2 separate regions of the Homo sapiens genome follow, and region 1 is linked to region 2. The links are chromatin loops, found by intact Hi-C in ENCODE. Cell type or tissue: K562. All regions are shown on one strand.

Region 1 (2,500 bases), 1.3 Mb after region 2:
TGGACTAATATAGGTACCTAGTTTCTTTGAACCTGTAGCATCACATTAATTTACTGATGAAATCAGCTATACTGCTCTGTGTTGTCTATTAGGGAAGTGCTCAAAGACACATTCTCAACTGAATCCTTTTTTGAGAATTTGAGGAAAGCAGAAGGGTTAAGTTTCAGAGGAGAGAGCTCCAGGGACCAATAACCTCTGCTGACAGGAGTTGGAGGCCTGAACATTCCAGGGTACAATTCATCCTAGTCCTATTTCTATCAGCTCCTTATTAGCCTGGCCTTGTGCTCCTCTGGTAGTGCTTCACAACACTGGGAGGGCAGCAAAGCTTCCCAGGTGAAGTACGGGAGACAAGAGCTAAGATTATATATGACCTCCCCAGAGCCTCCCAAGCTTCCAGGGACATCCTCCTCCCCATGTGACTGCTGTGCTCTTCGGCTGCCTCCCTCCCTTCTAGTCACTAGTTCCCTTCTTCCCAGGGGTTTCTCACAGTCTTCATTTACTTCCAACAGCCAATTTCTTCCTGTTTCTGTAGTTTTCAAGGTTGATTTTGGAGACAGCTGTGCTAATTTATCATTTTTCTTATTTCTAGGAGTCCTGATTATACTTATAAAATTAGACTTTTGTCATATATAAATTAGTAATTTTTCTTTTGACCTGTTTGTGACTCTTCTTTTCTTTTTGGCTTGGGAAAAATCATAAAGTGCCTTTCAATAAGGAGCTAGTTGTTACAAAAATGAGTTAAAATGGCCCCTGGCCCTGTGTTGTTTACTTCTTCACAGCAGCCTGGGACTTCTTAACTCAAAAGCCGGCTACGGCCAAACTTAAATTTCTACACATCCAGTTGTTTTAAAATATAGCCCCCAAAAGCAGATTGTTAGCCATTTACAGCCTGCCTGCTTTGCACATCCTGAGAAACTGCACCCAACATCTGCTAACCATAGGTCCCATAGATTAGATAAACGCTGGGGCCACTGCTTCTCTCAGAGTTCTTTGCCCAGAGACTCCCACCATGCTGCTGAGTGACACCACCTAGACACATAACCCCCTCTAAATACTCTCCCTCAGATCTTCCTCTATGTCCCTTCTGGAAAGTCGCCTGTGCACCCTTGCCTTTGGAAGGTATCATGCTGTCACTGAGAAACTGCCCCTGTCCTCACCCCAACCCCCACCCTCACCCCCAGGCAAATCTGTCAATCTCTGCCCAAATAAACTGTGTGCTAGTGCCATCTGGTGGTCGTCCAAATCCCCTTTGTAACATATTTAACTCCTTACACAAGTTAAATTTGTTACAAAGAATTATCTGCCGCTGTTTTAAAGAAATGAGTTAGATTGATATGTACCTGTGTGGAAAAATGCTCTAAAATTGTTAGGTAGAAAAAAATGAGTTATAAAACAATGTGCAAAATAAATCCCATTTACAATAAAATGTGGAATGAAGACATATATATGCCCATTCATGCATAGAAAATATGTGGATGGAGTTACAATATGCTGTTTGTAATTTACGAGATTAGGATTGAGGTAGGGCGCTCAGGAAAGGACCTTTCATTGTATTCTTCTACAGTGTTTGAATTTTTCAAAACAGTGTATTTTTTAGCTTTTTTCCAATTAAAATGAGGAGGACTGGGGAAAGCTGAATTTAATGAGTACAGTGGCAATAATGCACCAATAAAGTGGTGCATTAGAGATATGCTGATGCAAACCAAAATATACAAGTTGATAATTGAGATTAGGCTGCAAGTGTTATTTCTCTTTTAAGAACAATGTTAATGAAAGGAAGCTTTGAAGTCGAAAGAAGGAAATTTTGGTTATTCTTGTTAAGATCATTTTATTAAATTTTGTTTTAGGATGCCTTGTCTTAACCACATCTACGTAGTAGCAGAATCAATAAAAACTGAGTTTGATAATGTTTTTGTTCTCTCATTGTCATATTTATAAGGCGTTATAAGTCACATATCTTTATGAATATATGAATATGTGATAGATTTTCCTAAAATGTATTGAGTTTTTTAGAGCAATGAATACTTTAGGTGAATCTTCATTGTTGTAGGTTGAATTGTGCCTCCCCCACCTCTCCCACTAAATTAATATGTTGAAGTCCTAACCCCCAGTACCTCAGAATGTGACCTTATTTGGGTCACAAAGAGCCTTACAGGGTCACTGTAGATATAATTACTTGAGGTCCTACTACAGAAGTGTAGGCCACTAATCCAATATGACTGGTGTCCTTATGAAAAGAAATTTGGACTCAGACATGTACACAGGGAGACTCCATGTAAATGTTGTGGTTATGCCGCTACAAGCCAAGTGTTATGGATTGAATTGTGTCCCCCCAAAAGATACATTGAAGTCCTAACCACTAGTATCTTAGAATGTGACCCTATCTGGAGATCTTTACAGAGGTAGTTTTAGGGTCTTTACAGAAAGGTAAAAATGAGGGTATTAGGGTGTACCCTAATCCAATATGGCAGATGTTCTTATGAAAAGGGGAAATTTAGAC
Region 2 (2,500 bases):
ACCCTCTTCCCCACATTATAATTGTTCCAGGTTCCCAGGTGTTGGTTTGGGAGTTTTAAGAGTTATGTGAAATATTAATTTCAGCCCCCCATTGTGCCAGCAAATCTCTACCCAAAGATTAATGGGGATTGGTGTGATATACGGCTGAATTGTACCCTTTTGACCATCAGGGCCAGTGCAAGGCAAGATAAATGTGCTCCGGTGAACTTCATCAGTTTTTCCAATCCCTGCTAGTCCCATGTTAGTGGGATGTTTAAGCCAGGAGGAAGGCCATAAATTAGAGGAAATAATAGAAACATCAGCCCCAGTATCTACTAGACTCTCATACTTTTTTCCTTGAATGTGTATGATGCAGGTGGGCCATTGTTTAGAAATTACATTAATCCAATAAGTGGCTTTTTTTTTTTTTTTTTTTTTTTTGCCACCGGAGCCCATCCCAGGGCCCCATGTCTTATCTCCTTTGTTTAAAACAATATTAGGTAGTAAAAGTAATTGAGCTTACTGGCCAGAATGGAAACAGGAATCTTGGCAGACACCGTAAGTTTAATCTCATCAGAGGAATCAGAATTAATGAGACCAGTATGAACTATGATACCTTTAGCGGAGGTGGATGCCCTACCTAACATCAGGCCCACCGAACCTTGAGGTAAAGGGCCAGTGACCCCCGTGGGGACAATTAAAGGCAAAGAATTAGGTAGTAAATTTAGAGGAATGGTATACAGAGGTCGACCGCCCCGCGCCCTACTGTGGAGGTGGACAAGCATTGTACTGAGACAGAAGAAGAGGCTGGGACCCATCTGGGTTGGCTGTAGGTAAATTTGTTTGTGCTGGGGGCTGCGTTGGGACCCCTTGAAGCGGAAACGCAACACTGGTCTGAGTCTGAGGTGTCCCGTTTGATATTGGGGCCAGGGATTGGCCCTGCTTCCTGTTTCCCTGGTTCTGTGGCAGGGGGTTTCCATCTATATCAGACTTAGAGTGGCCAGTGTTTACCTTTATGCATGTATAATCTAATATGTAAAAATATTCTGCTTTTTTTAGCCGAGTATTTTTTAGCACAAATAGTAGATTATCACATTTTTTTTGTATTTGATTTTTGCGTTTGATACATCTTGGAGATCGTTCTAAGACATAAAGCCTATAAATAATTATGAGTGCTTGTTCTTTCAAATGCCATAGTAAAATGTTTTTCCCTGTGCTGTAGTTGCTTGCTTTTATTTTAATAGGAAAATATTATTAAATATCACATTAAAGTCAAAAATATTCTAAAAGTTGTTAACATAGACCACTAGATGGTGCTGTCATCACAAAGAAATAAAACGTGCATTGTTTTAAAAACAATTTGGCCATCTAAGGAAAAAAATCCAACTACTATAGAATTGTATAAAACAAAAAGTAACAGCTGGGTTTCTAAGTTCTGTGTCCCAAAAATAGTCACTAATAATTGAGATTTTTCTCTTCCCACTTATTTTATCTATACTGTTTGTGTGTGTGTGTGTTTATGCTCTTTTATAAAATGTATCTAATACTGTACATTGCTATTTTGAAACTTGTTTTTCTAGAAACCTAATATATGATGGAGTTCTTTCCATGTCAGTACATACACATTGATTTCATTCTCCAATGAAATTTGGTAAATAAATTATTTTAAATTATCTGAATGTTATAAAATGTGCTATAATTTCTTTCATCTCTAACATTAGGTATTTAGGTTGTATATGGGTTTTTGCTTGTACAAACAATGATGCAGAAACCATCCTTGTACATTTATTATGGTGCACTGGCTATAGACATCTCTGTTGGACATGATTTTCTTTCAGAACTTTAAAGGCATGATCTTCTATTGATTAAAGCTGCAGCATTGCTGTGGAGTAAATATGCCATTTGGATTTCTGATTCCATTCAAATTCTTTGAATTTGATATGTTCACTTTCTATTTACACTCCTCCTCTCCTTCTCCACTTTAATAATTGTTTATTCACTCCTACAGCTCTTAACACTCTTGAGGAAAGTCCCCATTGCCATTCCTTTTTCCCAAACACTGTTTGGACCTCCAGCGAGCCCTTTTCATCTGAAAACTTAGGTCCTTCCAGTTTGGAAAATGTCCTTGTATTGGTTCTTTGATAGCTTCTTCCCTTCTATATTCGATTTCCTCTTTCAAGAACTCCTATTATCCATATGATCTACCTCCTAGAGTCTCTGTTTTCAAAAAACATTTTTTCCCTTTTATTTTTTCTTTGTCTTTTCATTCTATTCCTGCATTTTATCCTCAATTTTATTTGTCAACCCTTCAAATGGCTTCTTATTTCTTCTTAAGTCATGTCCTTAATTTATTAAAGCATTCCCACTTTCTGCCCGGCCGCCCCTACTGGGAAGTGAGGAGCCCCTCTGCCCGGCCAGCCGCCCCATCCGGGAGGGAGGTGGGGGGGTCAGCCCCCCGCCTGGCCAGCCGCCCCGTCTTGGAGGGAGGTGGGGGGGTCAGCCCCCCGCCCGGCCAGCCGCC

What was found. A loop is a pair of places that touch in the nucleus more often than their neighbours do. Peaks named below come from ENCODE experiments on the same cell type or tissue, not always from the same donor. Only the 100,000 strongest peaks of a DNase experiment are listed, where the experiment ranks them.
Region 1: a loop joins it to region 2, with 8 times the contacts of the local background. A loop is called at or near these places in 23 of 110 quality-filtered maps.

What each region holds. Positions count from the first base shown.
Region 1 is chr4:163,483,728-163,486,227 of GRCh38, reverse strand. No RefSeq gene overlaps it. Among named protein-coding and RNA genes, the nearest start is that of TMA16, 9.7 kb to the left of the region's middle. In K562, a CTCF peak has its summit at 1,231 (motif pointing left); a DNase peak (open chromatin) is centred at 1,167.
Region 2 is chr4:164,747,359-164,749,858 of GRCh38, reverse strand. No RefSeq gene overlaps it. Among named protein-coding and RNA genes, the nearest start is that of SMIM31, 5.5 kb to the left of the region's middle. In K562, a CTCF peak has its summit at 1,282 (motif pointing right); no DNase peak of the experiment used is centred here.